3 separate regions of the Homo sapiens genome follow, and regions 1 and 3 are each linked to region 2. The links are chromatin loops, found by intact Hi-C in ENCODE. Cell type or tissue: PC-9. All regions are shown on one strand. Each heading gives the region's core, and the rest is flanking DNA. Links, peaks and the distances in the headings are about the cores only.

Evidence for each region. A loop is a pair of places that touch in the nucleus more often than their neighbours do. Peaks named below come from ENCODE experiments on the same cell type or tissue, not always from the same donor. Only the 100,000 strongest peaks of a DNase experiment are listed, where the experiment ranks them.
Region 1: a loop joins it to region 2, with 8 times the contacts of the local background. A loop is called at or near these places in 12 of 110 quality-filtered maps.
Region 3: it touches region 2 in a loop (4-fold over the local background); 28 of 110 quality-filtered maps call a loop at or near these places.

The regions. Positions count from the first base shown.
Region 1 is chr2:9,748,891-9,758,960 of GRCh38, reverse strand. It overlaps LOC124905969 (a long non-coding RNA gene), which reads right to left and starts at 6,129. Exons shown (of 3, transcript XR_007086205.1): 1 at 5,993-6,129; 2 at 4,698-5,160; 3 at 4,108-4,570. LOC100996549 (a long non-coding RNA gene) reads left to right here. Exons shown (of 3, transcript XR_241267.4): 3 at 1-371. RefSeq lists enhancers at 1,201-1,723, 1,724-2,246, 4,274-4,423, 4,321-5,107, 5,108-5,894 and 2 more. In PC-9, for the core only: no CTCF peak of the experiment used is centred there; DNase peaks (open chromatin) are centred at 4,660, 5,180, 5,610 and 6,190; H3K4me3 peaks cover 2,640 bases; H3K27ac peaks cover 3,412 bases.
Region 2 is chr2:9,697,927-9,707,996 of GRCh38, reverse strand. The region is part of intron 3 of LOC105373418 (a long non-coding RNA gene); the gene reads right to left. Among named protein-coding and RNA genes, the nearest start is that of YWHAQ, 72 kb to the right of the region's middle. In PC-9, for the core only: a CTCF peak has its summit at 4,278; DNase peaks (open chromatin) are centred at 4,106, 4,656 and 8,346; H3K27ac peaks cover 2,515 bases.
Region 3 is chr2:9,640,744-9,650,813 of GRCh38, reverse strand. LOC105373418 (a long non-coding RNA gene) reads right to left here. Exons shown (of 4, transcript NR_187866.1): 2 at 9,357-9,450; 3 at 1,811-1,962. Among named protein-coding and RNA genes, the nearest start is that of YWHAQ, 15 kb to the right of the region's middle. RefSeq lists enhancers at 1-502, 1,234-1,743, 8,992-9,041. In PC-9, for the core only: no CTCF peak of the experiment used is centred there; a DNase peak (open chromatin) is centred at 5,993; H3K27ac peaks cover 1,121 bases.

The DNA.
Region 1 (10,070 bases), core at 1,319-9,318, 51 kb before region 2:
ATAGCCAAGCAGAGTTATGAGACCACAGGAAAAAGCACTTGGACCACGTAACATTGCTCCAAGAGTATAACTGTCTCCAACCCTGGCTGCTGGAACAAGTGTTGCAACCTGAAACCGGTTTGATCTAATAGCTACAGAAACAACCTGCGGAAATCTAAGACTAGTTTCACCCACTCACCAATCAGAGCTTGCCGGATCCCCAAAACGTTGCTAGTGCTAATGAACTTGCTTTCCTAACAATCCATAACATTTCTCATTTTTATGAAACCTACAACCTTCTCTTTGCTCTTTGGACATACTGAAGACCACCCAGTCTGTGTGTATGCCCCAAACTGAAATTCTTGCTCCCCAAATAAAACATTTTAAACTTAGAGATTTGTCTGTATATTTTATTTGACTTTGACAGCACCAGGGGCTCCGGCACAAATCTCCTCCTTCAAGCCCTTTTCTACACAGTCCCGTGGGTCTACCCTGAAAGAAGCCTGATGACGGCTCAAAGACACAATGTTACTGGGAGGTAAATTCAGGATTACTTGACCGAATGGCCCACCCGAGGTCACGGAGGCTGCTGGAGGAACAGAAAATGGTCTTCACCAAGTGAAGCATTGTCGGTCTTGGCCTGTGTCTGGCTGGAGAATGTTAAAATTCTGGGGACACAACAGAAAAGGCACAGTTGTGGGGACCAGGCCAATGTCAGCGTGAGAACTGGCTCCATCCCCCTCCCATGAACCAGCTCTGCGGCCAAGGCAGGTCTGCATTTCCTGGTCTGTGACACGGAGTCAGTAACATTGCCTACTTCCCGGGGCTATTTCCAGAGAAGTGAGGGAATGGGTGTGGAACGCCTGCCATCTGCGGAGCCCCGCATGAAACGTCTCTGTCTTTCCAGCCAGCCCTGAGCCAGGGAAGGGACTGGAAGCACAGCGGGTGGCTGAGGCGGGCTTTCGGCAGCTTACCCCCAGCCTTGCCCCTCCCCGCCTGCTGAAACACAATCTATGGTTGTCGCCTTCCTGGAGATGTTAGCCGCCCCCTCCAGAGGTGGTTCCAAATCTATTTCTCATTTGGCTGATTTAGGAGAGGCTGCGAATCGGTCGCTATGGTTTCTTTATTTTCTCCTGACAGCTTAGGAATCATTTTTCCAATTATTCCCAGGGGAGGAAAAAGAAGTGGAGGAAGCCAGTGTTTGGAATGAGGGGAAGCTCACGGATCTGAAATGCAACCTCTTCTGCAGGAGACCCGGCACAGCTACCGGGACCCATCACCTCCCTGTAGGAACCCCGCCCAGCCCCCTCCAGCCAGCCCTGCGTGGTTGTGGCCCCACTGCAGAAACGCCTCCGCTTAACACTCCAGCCTCTCTTCTATTCGGTCAGGCCACAGCTGCTGACTTTGTGCCTGCTGTAGCAACCCCGAGCCCCCAAATAAACCCTCCCTCCCAGGGTGGCCTCTCTACGGGGGGAGACAGACGGTGACCAAAAGCTATCAGTTAAATGCACAAACAGGACTTAGAGGGTGGAAAGTGACAAGAAGAGAAATATGGCAGGAAAAAGGGGTGGGGGTGAAATTTTACACAGAGCCATGGGGAAGGCTGCTGAGGAGGACCTGCAGGAGTGGGGGGCTCCCAGACAGGAACTGTGGCCCACTGCACGGATATGGGCAAGTTTGGAAGGGAATGAGCCACTCCAAGCCTCAGCCTTGGCCAGCCATTCTCAGGTCCAGGCAGGAAAGATGCCAGCAGTCCCACATCAGCTGAGGTGTTCAAACACAGTGGTGTCCCCTAAGCAGGGAGACTGCAGAGGGGATTCAAGCCCTGGGCAGGGGGCTAAAGTAGGCCAATCCTGGTTCTGCAACTGTCCCTGGCCCAGCAGCTTGTTGGCTGTGTAGCGTCTCAGGCACTCCCTAAAGGTCAAGGAGTCTTGGCCGAGACTTCGGCTCACCCCAGCCCAGCTTCTGCTCCTGGCCGGGAATGGTGTTTCCTAACCACACGTCCATGGAGCAGGAAGGTACGCCTCCACCCGCTCCCATTCCTTCTCCACAGCTTGCCACAGGGCAGTGCTGGGTTTAGTTCCTCTCCTTATTTAGAGCTGGGGCGTATCAGGTGTGCAGCTGGACAGGTACCAGCCAAGGCAGAGAATGCAAGTCAGCCACGGGTGGCATGTCGGGAAGCACCAGAAGGTGCCAACTTTGGCATCCAGGGCCTTCCTGGACCTGCTGAAATTTGGTCTAAATGTGCTCTTGTACCCGTGTGGAAGGGCTCAGTGCAGCCTGGGTCTGGGATTTCAGGGAGCAGAGTATGATTCTGGATGGGTGATTTAGCCGCAAGTGAGAGTTTTTACTGAGCCCAGCAATGGGCAGAGCATGGTTCTGGGGGTGGCTGGCTTGGGGGCGACACAGACAGGTAAACCAGTTGTCCGTGTGAGTGGAGGGGGCAGAAGTTGATAAGAGCAGGGAGTGACGGGCAGGGGGGTCTGGGAGCTCATTTCTCATAATTAGGTGTTTTCATGGTAGCTTTGTGCTGCCGCCGACAGAACCCCTTGTTGGGATGAACTTGTAGTGGGATGATATTTTAATCTCCCATATTCTGTTAGTTTGCCAGAGCTGCCCTAACAAAGTACCACAAACTAGGTGGCTTGAAACAATAGAAATTCACTGCCTTGCAGTTCTGCAAGCCAAAAGTCTCTGATCAAGGTGTGAGCAGGGATGGTTCCTGCTGGGGCTGTGACGGAGACTCTATTCCAGGCCTCCCCAGCTCTGGGTGGTTTTCTGGCCACCTTTGGCATTCCTGGGCTTCTAGACACGTCACCTCAATCTCTGCCTTCGTGTCCACGTGGCGGTCTCCCTGTGTGTGTGTCTGTGTCAAAATTTCCCCTTTTTATAAGGATACATTCATATTGGATCAGGGCCCACCCTACTCCAGTATGACATCATCTTAACTTATCACATCGGCAATGACCTAGTTCCAAATAAGGGTCCTTCGGAGGCACCGGGGGTTAGGACTTTGTATTCGTTTGCGGGACTGCTATAACAAAGTACTGCAGACCCAGGGGCTTAAACAATAGAAATGCATTTCTGCCAGTTCTGGAAGCTGGAAGTCCACGACCAAGGGGTCCGCAGGGCTGGTTTCTTCCGAGGCTTCTCTCCTTGGCTTGCAGAGGAACGTCTCCTCCCCGTGTCTTCACCTGGCCTTTCCTCCGGGCATGGCTATGTCCATATCTTCCCTTCTCGTAAGGACTCCAGGCAGATGGGATTACAGCCCACCCACATGACCTCATTTTAACTTAATTACACTACTTCTTTAAAGGCCCTTTCTCCAAATGCAGTCACATCCTGAGGTACAGGGGTTAGGGCTTCAACATATGGATTTTGGAGAAACACAATTCAGGTCATAAGACTTCAACATATCTTTTTGGGGGAAACAGTTCAACTCATAACACACACTGTGAAGCAGTTTTATCTCTTGCTGCAAACATTTCCTCAGCTCCCATTCTGTGCTGGGCCCCGTGCTAGAAGCCGGGGGAGCCGTAGCATCACCCTTCCAGGAGCCCCGTCTGCAATGGGTGACAGACCAGTCGTGACTGTAGCTCGTGTGACAGCTGCCAAACTAGAGGCTCAAGGGTGAGGGGCTGGGAGAGCTGAGAGGAGCCACACTCGCTCTGTGGGGAAGTGAGGCAGGAAAAGGTAACTGGACAAGGCTGACTGGGAGGTGGCCAGACCAGCAGGAGGGTGGGGGTGTTTCAGGCAGGGGGGCCACACTTGCAGACGCTCAGAAGCACCAGGGAGCCTGGCACATTCCGGAAACTGCAGCTGCTTCCTCCGAACCTTCTGGGCATCTGCGAGGCCCTCCTGACCTGGATCCCTAGCACCCCGACCCAGTTCTGTGAAGCGTGTCTCTGGGCGCTCCTGAAGGCAGGACTGAGAGCTCCTGTCCCTCCCCTTGCTCCGTTTCCATGTTCTGGGAGGAAAGAATGAATGGAAGTTGCGAGAAACTGGGCTCACATGTTCAGCAGTCGGCATTGACTGAACAGTCCTGTGCCAGGTGCCTCACTTGCCTTGCATTTTTTTTTTCAGTGTAAATCCACCCTTTATTGCCTCCAAAAAGATATTTTCTACAGCTTTACCCAGGTATAACTGACATTTAATGAAGCAGTACAATTTGATGAGTTTGACATGTCTACACCTGTGAAACCGCCCCCTGAAGCCATGTGCCCCTCTGTCGCCCGTCCCTCCTGCCCCTGCCCACCCTCTCTCTCCAGACAGACTCTGATCTGCCTCTGTCACTGTGATGAGTGTGCATTTTCTAGAAACATCTGAATGGAATCATTCTTCACACACTCTTCTCCCATCTAGTATAAGGAGGTGACGTGGAACTTTCTGAGAAATGGTCAAACTGTTTTCCAAGGGGGCTATGCTGTTTTCCGTTCCCGCCAGAGAGGAGTGGGGAGGTCAGGGGGGCAGCTGCCGTTCCGGCCAGCACTGATTGTCTGTCACTGTCGCCGTGGGCGTGTGGTGGCATCTCACTGTGGCTTTCATTTGCATTTCCTGGTGGCGAATGACTCCGAGGTTTGGTTCTCACGGCCTGCCCGTGAGGTAGGAGGTGTTGGCCCAGTTTCCCAGGGAGGAGGCTCAGGAGCAGAGCCATGGGGTAACCTGCCCGAGGCCACCCCGCCCCGAATGGGAGAACCGAAGCTGTCCCTGTTGCTCACCTTCTTCTTTCCTGAGCTGGTAGATCTCTTGTGACCCCATTAACTCTGAGCCCCACCGGGTGTCCGGTCAGGGCAAGGGACAAGCTGAGGGAGGAAGAAGGAGCCGCCAGCTTCCCCGCCCCAGGCTCTCTGTCTTCAAAAGCAGCAAACACGCCCGGCCCTCAGCATGGAGCCTGGCCAGGGGCCCCTTCTTTTCTATCAGCCTCAAGTCACTAGACGCCCATAGCGCGCTCCTCTTCTCTTCTATCAGCAGGAGCAGAGTCCCCCAGCGAAGTCTCCCCGCTCCCCACAGAGCCCCTCCAGCCCGGCTCCCTCATCCCTGGAGAGGATCCCAATCTCCTCAGAACTCACCCTCCCACGGCTGCCTCTGCTGTGGGGACTCCCGAGGCTGTGGACAAGTGGCTGGAGGCACCCCCCGTCGGAGGGGCGGGTGGCAGGAGCGCCTCTGGGGCGGGGCAGCCACCTGGGGAAGAAAAGGGGGGGCCACGGGGCCCTTGGGTGCCCGGCCCGCCCCATACACAAGGCCAGCTTCCCTCTTAGCACACAGGGCTGTGTCCCTGACACAGATTAACCAGACCCCAGAGCGGGGGAGTTGATGGCTCTGAGATAAGCTTGTGCCCCCCACCCCAAGTCATGGTGTCAAATCTAACTTAAGGGGTTTCTCAGCCAAAATGCCGTTTGCCACCAGGACTGTCCCAACAAAGGACTTTCCCTCTCCCCTTGGCTACTCTTTCTCTTGGTCTTGGTCCTTATCGCGATCCTCAGCAGCACAGGCAGGCTGTGTGTGTGTGTGTGTGTGTGTGTGTCTGCACTTGCACACGTGGTGTGCCAGCAGCTGCGGAGTCATTTGGGCCTGAGTTCTACGACTGAATCCTGTTCCCCTGCGAGGCTTTGTCCCGTTAATGAACTCTCTGTGATTCATTTCACTTCTCTGCATAATGGGCATGACACAGCCTGGAAGTTGGGCGTGATAAGTCAGTTAAAGGGGAAGTGTCATGTCCAGAGCCTCTGCCTGAGCCTGCACCAAGCAGGCACCTCCACAGGTTTTCTCCCCACTTGTGCCCCTTACTTTTGCCCTGGCCTGCGTCCTGAGCCAAGGGACGGAAGGGAAGGTCTGTGGGTCGGTTCCAGGCGGGGGTAGAGCCCTGAGCTGATGAGGGTTCTGAGCCTGGGGTCCACCCTGACAGTGGAGAACCTGCAATGCTGGGCCAGGAGCCTGAACTTCAGGCTGCCAAAAGTAGAGTAACTCAGCAGGGGCGAGTTCCCAGGGCCCGTGTCCCCTTCCTTCTCCTCACCTCCAATAGCAAAGGGAGGGGTCAGCGGCTGCCCGCCTGTGATAAATCCGAGAAGGAGCCCGGCCAGCCCAGATGTAGAAAACGGCCGACTTGCTCTCGGAGTTTTGTAGCTGCTTTGACTAAAAGCAGCATCACCCCCACCACACCCCAGTGCAGAGAAGTGAACCAGCGCTGAGTCACAAAGCACAGCCCCAAACCTGCCCTGGGCCACAGCCCGCCCACCGCACCCCCAGCTTCCTGAGGTTGGGTCATGGGAGCAGAGACCTGAGAGATGAGGAGGTGCATTGAGGTCTGGGAGGAGCATGCTAAGCCCATGGGATGGCAAGAGCAAAGTCCCCCAGCAAAGGACAAGAGAGCGGCCAGGGCAGCCGTGCCCGAGACTGAGCCTGGAGGGTGATGGGCAGCAGGGACTGTCCGGAGCCTTGTTGGCCAAGGATGAGTTCAGTTCTCATCTGAAAGCCACCAGAAGGTTTTAGGCTGGGGAAGGGCAGGATCTCATGCTTTAGAAAGGCACTGCTGGCTGGGCGCCGTGGCTCATGCCTGTAATCTCAGCACTTTGGGAGGCCAAGGCGGGCGGATCACGAGGTCAGGAGTTCGAGACCAGCCTGACCAACATGATGAAATCCCATCTCCACTAAAAATACAAAAAAAATTAGCTGGGCATGGTGGCACGCGCCTGTAATCCCAGCTACTCAAGAGGCTGAGGCAGGAGAATCGCTCGAACACAGGAGGCGGAGGTTGCAGTGAACCAAGATCACACCACTGCACTCCAGCCTGGGTGACAGAGCAAGATTCCGTCTCAGAAAAAAAAAAAGGAAAGAAAGAAAGGAAGGAAGGAAGGCACTGCTGGCTGCGTGGTGGAAACCAGTCTGCTGGAGGGCAAGAGTGGAAGAGGCCATTGCAGTCACTCAGGCCAGCGGAGACGTGGGTCTGGCCGGGCCACGGCAGTGGAGGCGGGAGGAGCGTAGGGTGCAGGGTGCATATTCTGGCTGCAGAGCGGGGTTTCTTGGGGCGCTGCTACCGACATTTTGGACTGGAAGACACTTCACTGTGGGGTCTGGCCTGTGCACTGTAGGGTATTTAGAAGCATCCCTGGCCCCAATCCACTAGAAACCCATAGCCCTACCCACCCCCAATTATGACAATAAAACATGTCTCCAGACATTGCCAAATGTGCCCTGGGGGCCACGGTCCCTCTGGGCTGAGAACCACTGCTGCAGAGCCTGCAGAACTCAGGGCTAGATTGTGCATGGATTTGGAGCGAAAGAGAGAAAACAAGCACCACCAGGGGTTTCTCATCTCAGCAATTAAGTGGGGCAGTTACTGAGTTCAGGAAGCCTTGGAGCCAACGGCCGCTGTCAGGTTGAACACTGGAAAACAACATTGGAAACTACAGTCTGGAGCTCAGGGAGTATCTGGGTTGAAGGGAGAGACGGGAATGTTGCTGGGGTGCAGCTCTCCAGGGACAGAGTGTGGACGGAGAAGAGCCAAAGAGACAGCTCCAATGTCACAGCCTCAGAAAGAGCGGACACCAGGCCAGTGGGCCTCACAGGAGCCAGGGGAGACACTTGCAGGAGCAGGAGCAGGAGCGGTCTGCTGGGTCAGATGCGGGGATGTCTGAGTAGCATGCGGACAGTGAGCTGGGTGAGGAAGGAGGGAAAAGCTAAGCCCCTTCCCAGCTGCAGGCTTCCTACCTGCAGCAAGCTCAAGACAGCAGAGGCAAGAAGACTTCATTTTCACTCAAATTCAGGACGGGACATTTAACCTTCCTGCAGTGAGACAGTTTTTATTAACTAAGAGCAACCAGAAACGTAATAGGATTGCCTGAGTTTGCAGCAGTGGCCGAGAAGAGGTGATTCCCCTGACTAAATCAGGACAGAGGAAGGAGTTGCTTTGTGATTTGATCCTGAAAGTGCTGCTAATTCAACGCATTGGCCACATTTGGTCTGTAGGCACAAGGCCAGGGTTGAGAGAGCTGCTGATGGGGGACCTGTGATGGCCTGGAGCCCAGCCCAGCCTGTCAGCTGTAGGTGGGACTTCCCAGACCCGTCCAACCCAAAGCTCCACCACAGAGAGGAGACAGCCATGAACTTGAGTACAGGTAAAACAAAGCAGAATTAGTGAGTGCTACCATCAACCTACATGCTGAACACTGGGGAGAATAGAGGAGGAAGCCACGAGTCTGACAGGGGTGAGGAAGGGTGGAAACCAAGGAGGGCTGCTCTGAGGAGGTGACACTTAAACTGGGCCTTGAAGGGAGAATTTCAACAAGCAGAGAAAGGAAATCATTTTTTGTGAGTTTTTAGGGTACTCCCTCCAGTAACTCCCCTCTCCCCCAACTCAAATGGACTATTGTGATATGGCCAGAACAAAGCTAGGCACTTTCTTATCTAGATTTTTCCATTTCACATGCAAAAGAGAAAAAAAAAATCACCTCTGATTTTTCTCCTTGGGATGTTTCATTCTAAAAAACTAATTCATTCAACATTTATTTATTAAGCACCAACTACATACCAGGCACGATTAGCATTCTGTGTTTTAACTCACTTATCCTCCGTAGTCCATGGAGGTGCGTACCAGTATTATCCCCATTTTACAGATGAAGCAACTGATGGACAGAGAGATTAAGTAACTTGCCCAAAGTCTCACAGCAAGTACCTGCAGAGCTGGGATTTGGGCCCAACTCTAATAGTTGGGGTCCAGAGTCTGAGAGCTGCACCATTACTGTCCGTGGCCCTTTCTTTCATGGAAAACTCAGGGCGATTGGCCATTTGCAAAGGAGGAAGAAAATGCACCTGCCGCTTCTTTGATCATCTTCCATGAACAGGTGCAATACTTCCCCGGGTCTGAGGCCAGTTCCTCAGTTCATTCATCCCACCTGTTCCATGAACAGGTGCAATACTTCCCCAGTTCATTCCATGCCACCACAACTGGCTTCATGGCTCTAGTTTGTGGTCAAAGCATCTGCTCCCACCACTTCTGGGGCTAAACTGGGAAAAGCGAAAGCCAATGTAGCAGGCCTGGGGCAAGGGCTGATCTCTCCTGGAAACCAGGAGACAGCTTGGAGAGCTTGGGCTCCAGACAGGTATCTATCACAGGCCAGTTGGGCTTCCCTTGCAGAACCTATGGGAACCTGCAGGATGAATTAGCTAAAACTCCCCGTGGCCACTCCAATGCTAAAAGCCATATAGCTGGTCCTCTCAGCCTCCCGTGACTTCTCTCTTGTCCACATGCCCCGCTGGGTCCTCCCAGCCACCCGTGCCCTGCCATGCAATCAGGCGTCCAGCTCCTGCTGACCTTCCTGTCTCCCCTCCATCACCTTATTTCAGGTCCTCAGCATTTCTCACCCAAGCAGTTGCAATAACTTCCTAACCAGTTTCCCAGTCTCCAGGCCTGCCACCCCCTAACTCCCAATTCATTTCTTAAAGTGAAGCTTTATTGTACAGCTTCCCCTCTGAAGAAACTTTGGTGGCTCCCCAATATCCTACTGAAATAAGTATAAACTGCTCAACTTGGCAATCAAGCTCGCGTTCATCCATCCCAGGCCACCAGCCCCCTCTCTTACTGATCCCCTCCACCTCCTCTGATCTGTCCTTACCCATCCCCTTGCTGCCCCTACCCCCCACGATCAGCCCCACAGCTTTCTCTCCACCTCTCCATGTCTGAATCTGTTATGATCCAGCTCAAGAAAGACTTCTTGGACCATCCTAGATGAAAGCAATCACTTGCTTTGAATTTCTGAGGCTCCTTTCATCAGGTATATATTGCCTTGTTTGATTCTCCAGACACCCATGAGTTGCCTAATGCCACCCTGGTGTTCTTCTCCCTGCCCTACATAGGCTGGGCACAGAGGCAGTGAGAACAGCATGACACAGGCTTTGGGACCACCAAGCTCTAGCTCTGTCATTTGCAAACAGCTTTACCTGGAGTAAGTCTTGAAATACCTCCTGTAACATTTCCTCTTCTGTTAAGTAGGAATAGAAAACTACTTCCCACGCTCTACGAGAATTAAATGGGGGCAATGCATGTAAATGCTCAACAAATGACTAGGACGAGAAGGGAAGGCCCAAGGCAGATA
Region 2 (10,070 bases), core at 915-8,914:
TGAAGGTACAGCCAACAGGGTTACACATCTGTCTTCGAGCTCCCCAGGCCTGCAGACAAAGGCTCGTTCCTGCCACAGAAGGCAGCACTGACGGGGGTGGGGGCACTGCCACGTCCTGAGCCTGCAGCCTCCCCATCATGACACCCCATCATGACAGCCCTCCGGGTGGCCAGAGTGACCCCTTTCATTTGGACTTTGATTTATTGCCCCCTGGAGATAACATCTTCTGCTTAAAAAGGAGATTAATTGGAAATGCTCGTGTTTAGAGTACAAATCTTTTTTTTTTTTTGAGACAGAATCTTGCTCCGTTGCCCAGGCTGGAGTGCAGTGGTGTGATCTCAGCTCACTGCAACCTCCGCCTCCCGGGTTCAAGCAATTCTCCTGTCTCAGCCTCCCAAGTAACTGGGACTACAGGCGCCTGCCACCACACCTGGCTAATTTTGTATTTTAGTAGAGACGGGGGTTTCACCTTGTTGGTCAGGCTGGTCTTGAACTCCTGACCTCAGGAGATCCACCCGCCTCGGCCTCCGAAAGTGCTGGGATTACAGGCATGAGCCACTGTGCCTGGCCGAGTGCAAATCATTTTATTTAAAGACATTCCAGATGAAAGCCAGTGCAGACAACAGTGGTGTTCTTGCCTCAGCTGAGCAGCCTCTGTTCTTTGCAAACAGAGCTGGTTCGGATTTCTCTGGATGTGTTTGGTTTTGCCCGTGCTGACACTTCACCCCTGTGAATCCTGCAGGGCTGCTCCTGAGCCAGCCACCTCCATTTACACAACAGTTCCATGGAAAACCTGAGAGGCGACTGCAAATACACACGCACACACACACACACAAGGTGCAGAATGTTTTCCCTGACTGATCATTAGCTTATTTCTGTGCGTGTGTACACTGTGTTAGAAAAAGCATTTGACTTGATATAACAGCATCTGCTTTTGAATTTTGTCTTTACCATGACCTTTAATGTCTCTGGCGAGACATTAAATTCTCAGAGCCTCAGTTTTTGCAGTTGTCTAGTGGGGCTAGGTGGGCTGCTGTATGCATTAAACTGGAAGAGATCATGCTTGTGAGGCCTGGCCCAGATGGCAGTGAGTGAATGCCTGGTATGTTTATCCTCCTTTGGGAAATTGATCAGCTATTCTTCTTTTGGTTTGGGAATACATTTTGGAAAATGTTGGCCTAAATGTAAAAGTCATTCCTCCATCATGCATGCATTCAGGACAGGAAGCACTGATCCATCACCTACTGAGTGATTGGTCACAACCTTGGAAGGTCATGACCAACATGACCTTTCCATGTTGAGGAAACAAGAAAGGCACTGTCTTACCTTTTGGGGCTTCAAGGTGTAGTGGGGGCAGAAGACGAATGACCAGCCTTTGCCCAGCCCCCTCAGTTAGCCTCACACTGCTCCAGTGCAACAGTCCTGAAATGCAAAGCTCACCCACCAGCTTGGCTTACACTCTGCATGGCTCCCTAGGACCTCACAGTCAAGCCTTTGCTGACCTCAAGCCGTCGGGGCTCTGGCCCCCACTGGCCCTCCAGACCCAAATCCTCCTTGCCCTTCACCCTCCTGCAGAACCTCGCCTCTAGAACACACCCTCTGTGTCCTTGCGTGTAAATCCCCTTGAACTGCCTGTGGGCCTCTGACCACCCAGCTTGGATTCCTCCTCCCTTCCTGCACAATCTCACCCTTTCCTACGTGTCCCTTAGACCCATCACAGGCCCTGATGTTTGTTAGGGACATGTCTCTTGCTGGGGACCCCTTGAGGGCAGGGCCTATGTTTTATTCATTTTGATTCCCCAGGGCAAAGCCCAGGGCCTGGCACAGGTGCTCAATCAATTCATTTGAATTGTACATTTGCTTTAAGAAACCGCCTTCTTACTTTATTTTATTTTGTTTTATTTATTTTTCTGAGACAGAGTCTCACTCTGTCGGCCAGGCTGGAGTGCAGTGGTGCAATCTTGGCTCACTGCAAACTCCACCTCCCAGGTTCAAGTGATTCTCCTGCCTCAGCCTCCTGAGTAACTGGGATTACAGGTGCCCACCACCACACCCAGCTAATTTTTGTATTTTTAGTAGAGACGAGGTCTCGATCTCTAGACCTTGTGATCTGCCCACCTCGGCCTCCCGAATTGCTGGGATTACAGGCGTGAGCCACCGCACCCGGCCAATATAAATTTTTTTTAAAGCGATTCTTACCTGGGGATAGTACTGCCCTTACCTTAGGAGGCATTTGGAGCTATGTGAGGGCATTTAATTTTTTAGTTTTGGTGTCATAGTGACCGGGGGTGTTACTGATATTTAGTACCCATGCTAAATATTTCGAAATGGGTAAGATGCACAATTTTAAAATTATCCCACTCAAAATGCCAAATAGCACCTGTATTAGTCTGTTCTCACACTGCTAATAAAGACATACCCGAGACTGGGTAATTTATTAAGGAAAGAGATTTAATGGACTCACAGTTCCACATGGCTGGGGAGGCCTCACACTCATGGCAGAAGGCAAAGGAGAAGCAAAGGCATGCTTTACATTGCGGCAGGCAAGACGCATGTGCAGAGGAACTGCTCTTTATAAAACCACCAGATCTTGTGAGATCTATTCACTATCACGAGAACAGCACAGGAAAGACTCGCCCCCCTGATTCAATCACTTTCCATTGGGTATTTCCCACGACATATGGGAATTATGTGAGCTACAATTCCAGATGAGATTTGGGTGGGGACACAGCTAAACCATATCAGCACCCCACCGAGTTAGCCTGTTGGCCTGACCATCATCCCCGTTTGACATCTGGTGAAGCTGAGGCTGGTGAACTCATTCGGCTAAAAAGTGGAGGAAGTAAACTGTTGCTCTCTGCATCCCATGGCTATGGGGTGTCCTCATGGAAAGAGGCTCTAGATGTAAGGACGTGGAAAAAGCGGTTTTCTCCCTTGCTTTATCCCTACCTGCTGCCCCCATCAGAAGAGCCAGGCTCTGTCCTATGCCACAGAAGGTTGCATTACAGCCTCGCTCCTCCCTGACCTTTGTTTCCTTAACAGCCTGAATGAGCTGGGGAGCCCATGTGCTATGTCTTCTGGAGCGGAGGGGAGGGGGCTTCAGGCGCCTAGGGAGCAGGTGAAGAGCCAATCAGGCCATATGACTGGCAGGTCCTCAACCTGCCTGATGACAATGATGCTGAGGAGGGGAGGCTGGGCTCAGGGTCCAGGGTCTCTGGTCATCAATCACCCCCAGGCCCCAGGCTACAGGCTCAGAAGCAGCAAGTTCTCCTCAGGGCCTGAGGTTGGAGCTGGGGCAGTGGGTGTCTTAGCAGGAACCAGCTTGGATTTTGCACATTACAGGGGGTATAGGGAAGGGAAGAACCAAGGAATAACTGATACTACAAGTCCCCCAAATGGCAGGATGTAGGGGGCAGGAATTTGATTTTTTTTTTTTTTTTTTTTGGTTTTTGAGACGGAGTCTCGCTCTGTTGCCCAGGCTGGAGTGCATTGGTGTGATCTCGGCTCACTGCAAGCTCCGCCTCCCGGGTTCACGCCATTCTCCTGCCTCAGCCTCCTGAGTAGCTGGGACTCCAGGCGCCCACCACTACGCCTGGCTTTTTTTTGTATTTTTAGTAGAGACAGGGTTTCACAGTGTTAGCCAGGACAGTCTCGATCTCCTGACCTCGTGATCCACCTGCCTTGGCCTCCCAAAGTGCTGGGATTACAGGCGTGAACCCCTGCACCCAGCCGGGAATGGGATTTAATTTGATTTAGGAATATACATAGCCATGTACCCTAGAGAGTCACACATGAGCCTGCTACTGGACAGACAGGGAGCACGGGCAGGGAGTAGGGGGCCTTGCCCAGGCCACAGCCAGAGAAAGCTGGGGTCTCATCTCCCTCCCCACTTTCCAGCCACCATCCCCCACAACAGCAAGGCAGGCCCACATTTCTGAGGTCTGATTTTGTCGAAGCCTCAGATATTCTCTAGAAATGTCAACAAATGCCCCTGGAAAACCACCCTCCCTCTCCTGTCTCCAGGAACCCAGGGCTTACCAAGAGGAAGTTACATGCGCTCACTCATTGACCTCACCTACTCCAGCAGGGGGTGGAGATTAAGACCAGAGAAGTTCCTCAGCTTGCCCAAGCCTCCAAAGGTCAAAGGCTAGCAGTGAGTCAGACTCAGATCCAGGCTTCTGGGCTCCCAGGTCTGGCCCCTCTGCTGCCCCAGCCTCCACTGCTGGGCAGCTGAGGTCTCCCAGAGTCCAGGGTGAGCAGAGCCAAGTGGGAGGGTTTCAAGCTCTCTAGCTGTCAATTGCCATTTGTACTTCCCCACCTGATCACCGCACTCTAGATAGGTAAACTGCATCCCTGCATCCCTAGAGGGTGACAGTAACTGCCAAAATAGGGAGCAGTGGGGTGGCGGGGGATGCTCAGGGACCATGACACATGGGTGGTGACCATCAACCACCAAATATCCCCTGGAACAAGTTGTAAGAACTCAGTGCCAAGAGACATCAGTGGGTGGCACTGAGGAACCAGAGGTGATGAGCTCACCCCAGGCAGTACCTCCCACCCAGATGAGCAAAGCCACACTGTAAAAGTGGCGAGTGCATCCGAGGGTTTCTCAAGCTGACTAGGACACAAGGGAAACCAGCCAAAACCCCCAAGCCGGGCGTGGTAGGTGTTGGCAGCCCGGAGGTGGGGAGTGGTGGTGGCAGGATGCCTCGTTTCCCAGGCAACACAGTGGAAACTGTCCCACAAACACCAACCAGGGGGGTGGGGGGGCACAGAAGGGTGGGCAGGGCTGACATCTGAGACGGGAATCTGCTTAGCTACTGCCAGAGGCCTGCCTCCTCTGAGTGCCTGGGGCCCTGGCCCCACCTCCGGGGATGCTCTCTGTTGGCTGGGTTCTGCACGTATTTATTCTTTCACTCAGTAAATGTTTACTGAGCCCCAGTGTAGACTGTAGTGGGAGAGCATGGGCTCTAAAGTCAGAAAGACTGGGGTCTGGATCTCAGCTGTGATGCTTCCAGTTATGTGCCCTTGCAGGCTACATCGCCGCTCTGAGCCTCAATGTTCTCATCTGAAGAATGGGAATTATTCTACCACATTCAAAGGTTGCCATAAGTATGAAATAGGAGAGTAGATGGCAGATAGTCAGTATTCAGTGGATGCAGCTATTATTGCCTGGCTCCATGCCAGACACAAGTTAGGTCAACTGGGGTGGGTGACTAGGGGAAGGCAGACATGGAAATGTATTAGATGCACTCCTGCCCTTGGGAAGCTCTCCTAGCCTATCGGGTGGAGGAGCCTGACTAGAGTCCTAAATTAGGTGAGTAGAACATCTGGAGAGCCATGGTAGAGATGAGCAAAGTGCTGGGGAGCACCTAGGAGAACCCCAACTGGGGGGTTGGGAAAGGTGTTGAAAAAGCATTTCGGTTAAACTTCATCAGACAAGAAATGAGTAGGAAAGGCATTCCAGGCAGAGAGAACAATGTGTACAAAGGCAGGAAGGCAAAACCTCAGCATGGGTTGGAAGGACAGCAAGTAGATCAACTGAGATAAAGCCTAGGGTAAATGATTTTGATAGTGCCACAGGGACTTGGGGAAAGACAGGAGAGAGAAGATGGCCAAAAATAGGCAGGGATTAGATGATAAAGGACCATTTGACTGAACACTTTGATAACTTTTTAACAGAGGAGTTACACAGGATTGAATTTAGAAAGACCACTCTCTTAAACCAGAAGTGTATTGATCGTGCATATATAGACCTACAGAGCAGTAAAACAGAATCGAGTTCAGGAAAATACGCATGCATATATAGGAACTGGATTTATGACAGAATGGCGTCATACATCAGAGAGGAAAGGACATACTATTCAATAAATGGTATTGAAGCAATTAGTTATCTATATGAAATAATGTATAATTATATCCCTCCCTCACACCATATCCAAAAATAAATTCAAGACCTAAATGTGACAAAAATACTGTAAAATAATTAGAAGAAAATTTAAATCAAGCATAGACTTGTAGTTTCACTACAAGGCTTTTTCTCTGACCTGAGCTGTCTTCTATTTTGGGGGAATCACTACATCCATTGAAGACAATATTTATGACATTGGCATAGACAAAATATACTTAAATCAGACACCAGAAGCAAAAATTATAGGCTAAAAAAATTATCAAATTTGACCACATCAGAATTTAAAACTTCATATAAATAGCTAATTGCTTCAATACCATTTATCAAATAGTATGTCCTTTCCTCTCTGATGTATGATGCCATTCTATCGTAAACTCAGTTCCCATATATGCACAGGTCTTTTCTCTGTTTTATTGCTCTGTGGATCTATATATGCTCTATCAATACACTTCTGGTTTAAGAGAGAGGTCTTTCAAAATTCAACCCTGTGTAACTCCCCTGTTCAAAAGTCACCGATAAAAGACACCATAGACAAAATTAAAACATAAGTATTGATTGGAGGAAAATATATGCAAAACATGATAGACAAAGGATTGGTATCAAGGATGTTTAAAGAACTCCCATAAAATAACAAGGAACAGACAAATGGGCAAAATATATGACTAGGTAATTTACAGTAGAAGAAACCCAAATGGGTTTACTCAACAGAATTAGGAATCAGAAACAGGCAAATTACAACAAGATACCACGGTCACCCATCAGATTAGCAAAACAAAGTCTAACAACATCAAGTGTTGGAAAGGTTGAGGGAAATGGGTCTTCCCATATACAATGGATGGGAGTGTAAATTGACACCATCATTTTGGAGGGCAATTCAGCAGTATCTAGGGAAACTGCAAGTGTAACCCAGCAAGGCTCCTTCTAGGTGTTTAGATAAATGCTTGTACCTGAGTACACAAGGCAACAGGTATGAGGGGGTGATCACAGTGTTGTCTGTAATAGGGAAGAACTGGAAACCATGTACATAACCATCAATAGGAGAAGGCATAAATAAATTGTGAAATGGTCCTGCAGAGGGATTCCAGACAGTAGTTCGGGGGATAGACTAGGGTTATGCGAGCACAAATAAGAGTAGATCTCAAGATGTAACAAAGAATGGATGCGCATGAAACACACTAATCTCACAGCACCAGTCTGTCACATAGGTAGTAATGAAGAGAAAGGAATAAACTGGAAATGGAAGCTGGGAGTTGACAAACAGAGGAGGTGATGTGAACTAGCACAGTGGAATCAGTTCCCTCAGTGGAAACTAGAGTCTCAGGATTCCAGACTGGGAAGGAGCCTCTGAGGGTCCATGATCCAAAACTCTCCTTTTCCAGACTCCCTATTTCCCACTCATCCTCATAGATGCCCAGGCTTTTTCTCTGACCTGAGCTGTCTTCTATTTTGGGGGAATCACTACACATATTGAAGACAAGAGGACTGACCCTCGAAGAAACCAAGATGGCAGCAAAGGTAGTTCCCAGTCTAGGCAGCGAGTTGTAGTAATCAAGGACATATTGAGGCCCTACCATTAGCCCAGCATTGAGATTTTAGATTGAGTTATAAAGATGGGCAAGGTAGATAAGATGTAAAACAGAACAGAGATTGCCAAGCATGAGGAAGCACAAGGGAAGTGCAAGTTTCAGCAGGTCTGGAGAGGAACCCAGGAATCTGTGTTTTTAAAACACACTTAAAGTTATTCTGTTCTAAGTAGTCCACAAACCTTATTTTAGAAAAAATGTCATAGCATACTGGCGCTGAGAGGAACTTAGAGAATGTCCAATCCGATGTCCTAATTACAAGTGAGAAAACGGAGAACTAGAGAACTGACTTGTCAAAGAAAGCTAAAAAGCTACCTTAGTGGAATACGAAGAGGAACACTGATATTAAACCCTATCCTACCTCAAGTATAGACCCAGAAGGCACTTCACCTACATTGTCTCAATTCTCCCAACAATTGAGGCTCAGAAAAGTTAAGTAAGTTGTCCAAGATCTCTTAGCCAGACAGCAGTGGGGCCAAACTCATACCTAGCTTCATCAGACTCCAAAGGCTAAAAAGTCTTTCCAAAGGAAGCACAAAGGCAAGAAATTGACTTATTTTCATAAGGTTTCACCAAAAGAGAAGTGCTAGAGTTTCCATTTCCTCTCCTAGTCTTTTTACTTTTTCATGTTGGAGGGGTGGGTAGAAGAAGGTTTGGAGTTGTTCTCACTCTTCGGTGAACCTTTCCAATCGCCCGTGTTCCAGCAGGGTTCAGCCCAACCTCAGGCCAAAGCCCACAGAACCATCTGGAAAAGTGCAGGTCTGGAAACCTCCTCAGTCAGCCTTTTTTAAAAAAACTTAAGACCTGATGAGTCACTGTGGAACCAGTCACAGATAGGCATGTGCCTTCTTCAGATGCCTTGGTCCGTGGCTGTAGGGAACGTTCTCTGCAGAAGTGTAGATCAGAAGTCCCCCCAGGTGGGCCCATGATGATGCATACAGCTCGAGAACACACGGTTCTGCCCCGGGCCACTCAGTGTGTCACTCGGGATGCTGAACAATGTGAGATCCTGGCTCCAAGGTAGTTATGTTCCCCAAACATACTGTTCGTTATCTCCTCACTTCTGTGCACACCTTTGAACACCTTCTGCTGCAGATGTCCTTTCTCCTCCAGTTGGTGAACGCCTGCCCCTCCCCTATGGTCCATATAGAATAGCTCCTTGTATAGTCACGTGACCATACTGACGTATGCTTGGGGCAACTGGTGAAAATAAGCTTTAGCTAAATAACTTTGATGAAGATCTAGACAAACAGAGCAGGACAGACAGAACCGGGTCAGTCCAAGGATAGGACTCCTGGATGAGTAAACCATTACTCTATCAACCCTCTTCAGGGACATCGCAAAAAGAACAGTGTCTTGCACTGACTAAGCAGCCTGGGACAAGTCTCTTTCCCTCTCTGAACCCCCGAATCCCCTCTTTAAAATGGGGACACTGGGGCCGGGCGCAGTGGCTCATGCCTGTTGTAATCCCAGCACTTTGGGAGGCCAAGGTGGGTGGATCACCTGAGGTCAGGAGTTCGAGACCGGCCTGGCCAACATGGTGAAACCCCTTCTCTACTAAAAATACAGAAATTAGCTAGGCGTGGTGGCGGGTGATACCAGCTACTTGGGAGGCTGAGACAGTAGAATCGCTTGAACCTGGGAGGCAGAGGTTGCGATGAGCCAAGATTGTGCCACTGCACTCCAGCCTGGGCAACAAGAGTGAAATTCCATCCCAATAAATAAATAAATAAATAAATAAATAAATAAATAAAAATTGGGATACTGGATGTTTCTTACAGGTCCCCCAGCTCTGACAACTTTATGGCTTCATGACTCTGGGTCCCCTTTCTCTTCTCCTGAGGGTCATCTGGTGCCCTGGAGAGTGTATGTCCCCACCTGTTGATGCCGGCACTGGCCTCTGCCCTCACTGGCCTCAGCCTAAGGTGGGGCTCACTCTGCTTGGTTTTCTAGTTTCTCCTCTTGGTGTCCCCTCCCTCGGTCTTCTGGAACACTCAGCTGTGGAACGCTCGGCAAGCAGGGATCTCTCAGGCCCTTATCTTGCTGTTCCTACCATGCCACCCTGTCTCCCTGCCATCCTGCTCCATGACAGCACAGAGGCCCTGCACAGCCCTCTCCTCCCAGAGTCCCAGACAGCGTGCAGAGCACCTGCTCAACCTACCTGGGGTCTGTGCTGCTCCCACCCTCACCCTCGCCAGCCTTCTGACCCTTCTCTCAGGGACTCACAATAGCAACCCACTTACTTCCTTTTCAGACTCTCTCTAAACTCTTTCCCCCAGCCTGAAAAGGCGCTCACCATCTCTCTGTGATGGAAAAACCACTGGGTGGTTCGTGGCGTGAACTCTGTGCTCTGAGGCCTTTGGACTTTGTTCATAATATTGAAACCAGGCTGCTGGGGAAGGTGGCAGACAGAACATCTCATTTCACTCCCTCCCAAAAGTCCACCAGAATGATAGTAAACAGATTCACACACACACACACATATGCACAGACATACATCCAACCACACACATGCACACACATACGTGCACACACACAAATAACAGGAGAGCAGACCACGATGTTTGCAAGCAGAT
Region 3 (10,070 bases), core at 1,282-9,281, 58 kb after region 2:
TTTCATTTCTCTTGGAAATATATGCAGCGGTGGAATGGCAGGGTCATGTGGTAACTCTGTTTAGCCTTTTGAGGAACTGCTAGACAATTTTCCAGCCACTGTTAAGTGTCTGCCCCAGTTAACATTCTCACCAGCAGCACACAAGGGCTCCAGTGCCTCCACATCCTCATCAACACATTATGATCTGTCTTTTTGATATGTAGCTGTCTTTTGATGCATCCTAGTGGGTGTGAAGTGGTGTCTCATTGTAGGTTTCATTTGCATTTCCCTGAGAGCTAATGGCAAACATAGTTTTGCCTTGTTACTTCATCTGCAGCAGTGTCAGTAAAAGACAGTGTGTTAGGTTTGGAGGGAACTTGGATGTCACTGCTCCAACTTTGTCATTTTCTAGATGGGAAAACGAAGGCTCAGAGCAGACCAGGGGCTTGCCCACATTCACGCAATCAGTCAGGGGAAACCCTGGGGGTAGGGCTCAGGTTTTCTGACCCTTAGACTGTGACTTCTTTCTCTGTCATCTGGATCAGAGGACAGGTGCTATGCCCCTCCAGTGCTGTCCCCACCCTTCTTCACCCTGCACTACGCCCAGAGAGGCTGGGGCATACCAGCTACATCAATGCATCCCTTGCCCTCTAGTTTCTTTCTTTCTTTCTTTCTTTTTTTTTTTTTTGAGATGGAGTCTCACTCTCTCTCCTGGGCTGGAGTGCAGTGGTGTGATCTCAACTCACTGCAACCTCCATCTCCCAGGTTCAAGTGATTCACCTGCCTCAGCTTCCCGAGTAATTGGGACTACAGGTGCGCACCACCATGCCCAGTTACTTTTTGTATTTTTAGTAGAGATGGGGTTTCACCATGTTGGCCAGGCTGGTCTCGAACTCCTGACCTCAGATGATCCACCCACCTGGGCCTCCCAAAGTGCTGGGATTACAGGTGTGAGCCACCGTGCCTGGCCCTGGTTTCTTTCTTTTTTTTTTTTTTCTTTTTCTTTTCCTTTTTTTTGAGGCGGAGTCTCGCTCTGTTGCCCAGGCTGGAGTGCAGTGGCACCATCTCAGCTCACTGCAACCTCCACCTGCCAAGCTCAGCACCAGCACACCCTGCTAATTTTTGTATTTTTTGTAGAGACAGAGTTTCACCATGTTGCCCAGGCTGGACTTGAACTCTTGGCCTCCCAAAGCGCTGGGATTACAGGAATGAACCACGGCACCCGGCCGCCCTCTAGTTTCTTATGGGGTTCAGCCAGTGGAAGGCACCAGCTAGAGACTGGCATGCAGGAAGTGCTGAGGCTGTGTGACCTGGTTCCCTTGAGGGTGGACCAAAGAGTGAAGACAGGCTGGGAGGGAGACTTGGTCAGGTGAGCAGCCAGCCAGCAGGAGCCTCTTTCAGAGGAAGATGTGGGTTTATTTATCTCTCTTGCTCTCTCTTATGCAGAAAGCTCTTCACTGCTGCTCAGCCCTGGAGAGGGGGAGGAGGGGCAAAGCTCCCCCGAACCCCACACCCCCTCGCAAGTGATTGCTAATATTTATCATGTGTTTGCCAAGTGCCAGGACAATAGCAAACACCTCAAAGGCATTAGCTCATTTTATATTTGCAGGAACCCTAGGAGGCAAGTCCAGTTTCCAGATGAGGACGTTCAGGTGTGGAAGGAGTAGCTGTCAAGGTCACGCAGCAATGCAGGTGCAGTCGGTGGCAGGACCAGACATAGAAACTCCTGTTTTGGCACAATCCAGACTCCATTCTTCACCCCGCCCCCAACCCTGCATTCTGCTGCAGCGCCAGGCTGTGCCACCGAGAGGTCACCATCTGTAGCACCCACCTGGCTGCCTCGAGGTCTAGAGTCCTGGGACTGTGACGGGACCAGGTACCAGCTGGGAGGCAGGCCATCCATAAAGGCCTAATGGGAGCTGAGCAGGCCTCACTGGGCATGGAAAACAGCCCTCCCTACTGCGTCACGGGTCACTGTTGCACCTGGGGAGGGAGGAAATCCAGGTGTGTTATACTCGCGGCACATCTCAATGCAGACTCATCACGTTTCAAGCGTTCAATAGCCACGTGTGCTTAGTGGCTACCATGTTAGTGCATTTTGAAATGAAATTTCATAATAAATTTTTAATAATAAAGGCTCAGGAAAAGCAGGTAACCTTCCCAAGGTCACATAACTGGAAATGGCAGCATTGAGGTGTGAACCTTGCCTGTCTGACACCAGACCTGGGCATTGCCCACTACCCCACACAACGAGGGGCCTCAGGGTGCAGATCTGGGTGTGGTTTGGAACATCGCATCCTGCACTGCCTGGCCAGAGGGGCTGCCTGCTGACTTCCAGCTCAGCCTCCCGGTTATGAAGATAGCACTCAGCGGGTACGGGGTGGGGTAGGGAGGCAGAAAGATGCAGTCTGTATGTCCTGCAGGGAGGACTTGCACCCAAAAAGCCAAGGGATCCCTAGCGGTTGAGGCTGTAACCCAGAGACAATCAGTCATTTTCTGCCACTCATTCCTGTCTCAGCAAAGCCCACCTGGTTGCAGGGCCCAGCCCTCCCCGGGAAAGCCAGGAGCATGCTGTTTCCAAACTCCCAATATTTGCCGTCCTTGCAAACCAATAAGGCCGCAGCTCGCAAAGAATGCTGATGGAATCAGTGGCATCTGAAGGTGACTTTGAAAAAGAACAGGAGTACTGCTGAAACAGCTCACTCAATGACAGGGACATCAATGAGAGAACTAGAGAGGGATCAATACCCTGAAGGTGAACCGTTTGCAAACTGGAACCACTATTGAGCAACTGACAAGCCAGCCTCAGAAGTGGGCAACCACAGGAACATAAAGGGAGGTGCTTACAAGCCCCCAAACCCATCTTTTTTTTCAAGCAGAGAATTCTGCTTATGCACGTGTGATGGAAGTCTCTTTACCAAATCATGAGTCTCTTTGATTTTCAGAGCTTCAAAAGAGATCCTGGATTCCTTTGACCTGAGTATCATTTCACATACCACTTCAGGTCTCAATAAATAAGAAATGGTTTCAGTTCTGAAGGGCCTGCTTTACCACATAGTGCAAGGGTCTGGAACCAGAGCCAGGACTGGGAAATTGAGAGATCTGGATTCAAGTCTTGGTTCTGCCATTAACCAACTGGGAGCTCTCAGATACCACATTTACCTAGTCTGAGCTGCAGTTTCCCCTTCTATAAAGTGGGTCCAGATGACATGTGGTGTCCAAGGTGTGCCCATTCCTTGGTGACAAGGGGGAATAAGGATTGCTGGGAGAATTCGAAGAAAAATATCTCGCATATAGAAGGAGCTTAATAAGTGATTGTAAATTGAATGAAGGTAACAGGTAAATTCTAGATCCCTCTGGGCTCCATTTACCATTTTTTGTGTTGTCACTCCCACCCACCTCCTCTGCCCCATCTCTCACTTTCCCTCCCTGGTACTTGAAGCTCCCAGCATTATCTCCCTGTTTGTATCTTCCTGCGCATGCTGCTTTTCATGTCTTTGCATATGCCGTTTCTCCTGCCTCAAATTCCCTTCCATCCTGCACTGGCTTGCCTAACCCTTATTCATTCTTTAAAACCCAAGGTAGGTGTCATTTACTCCTGACCTCCCTTCCTGCACATTATGAGTGAGTTTCCATTCCCAAACAGCATTGATCTCTTCTTCTCTGGGGCTGCCTCAGCACTGTGGAGACTTTTTTCCCTTTGTGTACAGAATTGTACTGTAATTGATTTTTATCCCCACTGAACTGGGACTCCCCAAGGGCAGGGACTCCTTGTTCCTCATTGTGGCCCCAGCCTGGGACCATGCTCAGGAAGATGGGTATGGTTCTAACATGCCTCACAGCACCTTATTCCTCTGAGAAGGCCCGAGGATGTGCCGGACATCCTATCTGGGGGGGCTTTGGTCCCCTGAAGAATCCAGGCTGTCCTATATCCGGGAGATCCCTTCCCCAAACACTCCCCAGAGATACGTTCTCCCTGCAACTAAACACGAGGCTGGCTCTACGGGGGCTGGGCGCTGGCGAGAGCCTGGTGAGGAGCCCTCTTTACAGCCAGGACACACCAAGCCCTCCCTTCCTCTTCTTCCTCCATTGCTGCCATTATCCATTAAAGCAGCACTGCCCCAGAGGACCAGGAGAGCCGGAGGAGTAGACAGATTATAGGGAGTTCTCCTCCACCCATTCCCTCTCCTCCCCTCTAGCTCTCTTTCTCCTTTAAAAAAAACATTTGTGGGCAGCTTACCATGGGATCCACATTACTTATCACAGCTGCTTGGGATACAGAAACCAACATCACAGCCCCTGCCTTGGGAGAGCTCATGGGCTAGTGGGAGGAAGCACAGAAGGAAACGCATGGTTGCAAGGGACGGCAGGAAATGCAATGCTGAGGTCCACCAGGTGCCAGCATGCAATGAGAGAGCAAGGGGCAGGGCGAGGGCAGACACTGTGCAGATGGTGCCCTGTCCCGGCCCTCGCTGAACAGGGGAGGGAGCTTGAAGAACAGCCTGCACCCTTGGTGGGCTGCCTCTGCCGCGCCTCTTCTCTGGGTGTCTCCTGAACCTTGCAAAAGCACAGTGGTGGGCAGTGGTGGCCCTAGGGTCAGGGCTGTTTGGAAAAGAGTCGGAGAAAATTTAGAAGAGGAGAACCTTGGTTTTTTTTGTTGTTTTTTTTTGAGATGGAGTCTCGCTCTGTCGCCCAGGCTGGAGTGCAGTGGCGCCATCTCAGCTCACTGCAAGCTCCGCCTCCCAGGTTCACGCCGTTCTCCTGCCTCAGCCTCCCAAGTAGCTGGGACTACAGGCGCCCACCACCATGCCTGGCTAATTTTTTGTAATTTTAGTAGAGACGGGGTTTCACTGTGTTAGCCAGGATGATCTCGATCTCCTGACCTCATGATCCACCCGCCTCGGCCTCCCAAAGTGCTGGGATTACAGGCATGAGCCACCGCGCCCGGCCGAGAACCTTGGTCTTAAAGGATGAGTGGACCCTTGTCAGTAACAAAGAGTGGGACATTCCAGGTAGAGGGAAGAGCATGATGCAGGGAGGGAGGAGGGCGGAAGAGGGGCTGGTGAACAGGGGGACTGCCAGAGAAAGTGGAGCGGCGGGCAAGGACCAGGACTGGGGGCCTGATGCCACGCCCAGGGGTTTAATTATCCTGGGCAGGTGAAAAGCCATGGAAGGGGTGCATATGCGGGAGTGACATCATCTGCCTCTCCTTCCACTTATGTCTCCCAGAACCTCTAGGCTCTCTGTAGGTAGAGCCACAAACACTACTCACGTGCCATGTGTTGAGTTTCTCAGCCTCCTCAGGATTAGCCCGAGCAGCACTTCACTCTCCTGAAGCAGCCACGTCCTCGCACAGCTTTTCTCGCTGGGAACCCATCAATGCAGCTCTGCAGTGCACTGAGTCTGAACCCCACTGCCAGGAGTGACAGTCAAAATACCTCACCTCCCACCCAACGTGGCAGAGTCCCAGCAGCAGCAGAGCTGGAGGCCCCCACCCACCACCCCCAGGGCTGGGCCAGGCATTGACCCTTTCATTGCTAGATCAGGGTGTGGAGAGTTTATAGGGTTCCAGGAAAGAATGGGAGCGACAGGAGGGCATGCACGATGCTTGAGGACAGCAGCTCTTTACTCATGGGAGCACCTATTTCAGTATGTTCACAACCCACACACCTGTCCAGGGCACACACCGTCCACATCGGCCCTTAGGTAAAGACCTGGAAGAGATGCTTCCTGAAGTTCCTTCCAGCAATGACAGGGAGGCCCCTAATCCAAGTGACGGAGGGCTCAAAGTGAGACTAAACAAGACTTTGAACTGGAAGGCACTTTTGTTGGTCAGTTACTGTAGCGCAGTTACTTCTACGCTAACCAAGAGAATGACTCTGTACTTGAAACTCTGGCCAGCGATGAACTCACTTTCGAAGAACTCTGGAGTACACAGTGGTTTTCCTGCCTATGCTTTTTCACAAAAGCTGTCAGGAGCCTAGAATTCCGCACCAGGAAATACAGACAAATATTTGCTATCATCAGAAACCTGTAAAACCGGTCACCAAGTGAAGAGCATGTGTGAACAGGGTCTCTGATGAGACATTGGTCCCTGCAAGGCCTGCTGGATACTCACTTTTCAATCATCATCAGTTGGCCACACTGGAATCCAGGCAGCCACGCACATACAGCATGCACTGATGGCAGGCAGCCCCAAGCGGTGTCTCACTTACTTGAAACGAGGAATTAGGCCTGGCAGGTGACTAAGTTGGAATTTCTGAGGTTAATGATCTAGATTAAATAATTTGTGCTACAAAAGATGCTTGAAATTAATATTTGTTGAATATCTACTATGCATTCAACACTCTGTTAGGTGCTGGGAGAAACACAGTCTCTGCCTTCAAGTTGGGGAACTACCATGGCACATGGTGAACAATAAATTGCTTTTCAACAACACTGAAAAATGTAAAGGACCCTAAAAATATACGGTGATATAAAATCTCAAGCCTCACAACCAAAGTAACTTCCAAATAGATGTTTATCTTCATGAGCAATTTCTAAACGCACCTTGAAGCTTTTTCCATCAACAAATATTTGACTCTCCTACCAATCAGTCAATTGGGTACGTGCCCAGCCCTGTGGATTGTTGCCTACAAAGCCAATGATTTTAAACTACACACTGCGAAGAAGAAACACACATGGGTTCTCTCTTGGGTAGGGAGAGCCTAGCCCTGTGGGAACAGTCCGGGCTAGAGCCGTTTCCTCTTGTGTGGGTTTCCAAGATGCCTCCAATCCACGCACCTTCACTCTAGCACCTGTGTCTCTTCTCAATCAACAGACTTCACGTTGGCCCACTCTGTGTTTCAAATACAGATGTCAGCCCTGCACCTAATCACAGCCCAGCAGCCCCCTCAGAACTCAGTGGTGTCCCTCAGCCTGGCCTCCCACAGGGAAAGTCCCATTATCTGAGGCTCTAGACAAGATTCTGTACCCAGAACACAGCTTTCAAGAGGGCACCCAAAGGGGAGCTCCGCGTGGCAAGGAAGGCTCTGAGGCTCAGAGAGGGGGGCAGAGGAGCTTCAGGGATGGGTCTATGGCCTGAGAGAGGAGAGAGGAGAGGGTCTCACCCCTTCTCTACCTCCGGTGCGCCCAGATTCAGAGGAGATTTGGGCAATCACGGGGGTAGAAAAGGAAACCGCACAGCTGCTAAGGAAGACTAGGCAGGGTGATCTGGGACCAGAGTAAGTTGGGAGAAGTGAGAAAGGAAGAGAATGAGGCTGGCGGAAATGTCACGCTCCAGAAAAGCTGAGGCTGAGTCTACAGGGACAGGGGAGGCCCCGCAGGGAGGGTGGGACACTCTCTTCAGAACAACCAGGAATGGACAGTTCCATCTCCCTCTCAAGAACAACTGCACGCCGGGCACAGTGGCTCACGCCTGCAATCCCAGCACTTTGGGAGGCCGAGGCGGGCGGATCACGAGGTCAGGAGATCGAGACCATCCTGGCTAACATGGTGAAACCTCGTCTCTACTGAAAATACAAAAAAATTAGCCGGGCGCAGTGGCTCACTCCTGCAATCCCAGCACTTTGGGAGGCAGAAGCGGGCGGATCACGAGGTCAGGAGATTGAGACCATCCTGGCTAACACAGTGAAACGCCGTCTCTACTAAAAATATGAAAAATTAGTCGGGCATGGTGGCAGTTGCCTGTAATCCCAGCTACTCAGGAGCCTGAGGAAAGAGAATGGCATGAACCCGGGAGGCGGAGCTTGCAGTGAGCGGAGATCGCACCACTGCACTCCAGCCTGGGGGACAGAGTGAGACTCCATCTCAAAAAAAAAAAAAAAAAAAAAAAAAAGAACAACTGCAAAGCGCAGGGCGTCAGGGCTGAATGAGTCTTTGGAGATAATGATGATGATCAGTGTTATCATAACAGACAGCAGCAACCACTATGAACTGAGCACTCACTGTGGGTCACACGCTGCACAGGGCTTTACACAAAGCATCTCATTTAATCCTCACAGCAACCGCTGTGCTAAAGAGGAAACAGAGATGCAAAGAAGTTAAGCCGCTCTCCCAGGGTCACCGAGTTCGTGGCTGACTGGACTGGAACCCAGGTCTTCTGATCACTTCAGATCCTGTGTTTAGTCAGCTGTCTTTTGAATGCAAGCTTCAGATAATTTTTCTTAGCACAGGATCTGTTCTGAATTGTCATTGCTCATTTTATGACCATAAACTACTTTTGTAAATGATTTCTCTTTTATAAAATGGATTAGAGCATGCAATGGTCAAATTTGCCCTAAAGTCCTCTCACACATCTTACGGGAATGATATGGGAGGATGTCCTTCACCATCTAAATAGGCTGTAATTTTGAAATATTTATGAATTGATAGGATCAGAGGATTATGTAAAACTCCTGTACGATCATAATCGCCTCTCTGTCTCACACAAGAATGGGTGTGGGGGTTAACATTGTGAAAATAAAATAGAAAAAGACGGCTCAGGCTGAGTGCAGTGGCTCACGTCTGTAATCCCAGCATTTTGGGAGGCCAAGGCGGGCAGATCACTTGAGGCCAGGAGTTCAAAACCAGTCTGGCCAAGATGTCGAAATCCTGTCTCTACTAAAAATACAAAAATTAGCTGGGCATGGTGGCACGTGCCTGTAGTCCCAGCTACTCAGGAGGCTGAGGCAGGAGAATTGCTTGAACCCAGGAGGCGGAGGTGGCAGTGAGCCCAGATCACGCCACTGCACTCCAGCCTGGGCAACAGAGTGAGACTCTGTCTCAAAAACATAAAAAAAAATAAAAATAAAAAGATGCCTTGGAGTGACCTTGGATGCCTCTTGACTTCCGCATCTAATCAATATCTCTGCAATCTCTCTCACCACCCTCCTGCACACCCCCCCACCCCACTGCCACTGTCATCATCACCTCTGAAGTTCTCTGCAGCCGCCTCCTACCCCAAATCCTCCAACCTATCCTTTACAATGTAGCTAGGGGGACTTTTCTTAAAAATCCCATCAGGTGCCCCTCGGGCTTAAAAGCATTGATGATAGAGACAGAAAGTAGGATGGTGGCAGTTGCCAGGAACTAGGGGGAGGGTAGCATCGGAGGTTAGTGTTAAATGGGTGCAGTTTCAGTTTTACAAGATGAAAGAGTTCTGGAGATGGATGGTGGTGCTGGCTGCACAGCATTTTGAATGCATTTAGTGCCACTGGACTGTACACTTAAAAAGGGTTTACATGGTAAATTTTATGTTATGTATGTTATCACAATAAAAAATCAATTTAAAAAGTATCTGATAATTTCTAATGGTCTCAGGATACAATGTCTTTTCCTCAGGGAGATACTCAAGGGTCCGAAGAATGTGGTTTCAGGCCAGGCGCAGTGACTCATACCTGTAATCCCAGCACTTTTGGAGGCTGAGGAAGGAGAATCGCTTGAGGCCAGGAGCTTGAGACCAGCCTGGGCAACATAGCAAGACCTCTGTCTCTACAAAAATAAGAAAATAAAACAAAATGTAAAACTCAATGGGTTAAAAAAAAACTCAGAAGGTTTTAAAGATTGGGGTAAAAGGAATGTGGTCCCAATCTTTTGTTTTGTTTTGTTTGAGACGGAGTCTCGCTCTTCGCCCAGGTTGGAGTGCAGTGGCGTGATCTCAGCTCACTGCAACCTCCGCCTCCCAAGTTCAAGTGATTCTCCTGCCTCAGCCTTCCAAGTAGCTGGGATTACAGGCACCCACGACCACGCCCGGCTAATTCTTGTATTTTTAGTAGAGATGGGGGTTTCACCATCTTGGCCAGGCTGGTCTCGAACTCCTGACGTCGTGATCCACCCACCTCGGCCTCCCAAAGTGCTGGGATTACAAGCGTGAGCCACCGTGCCCAGCCGTGTGGTCCCAATCTTCAGCAACAACCTCACCTCCCACCTCCTTGCCTGCTGCCCACATGCACACCATATCCCAACAAATCTGTTCCAAAATCGCCACGCCTTCTCATGACTCCTTGCCCTGTACATGCTGTTCCTTCTCTCTGGGATGCACCTCTCCCTCTACCAATGGCTGGGAACATCTTAAGACCCATTTAAATAAGTCATCTCCTCTGCAAAGCCTT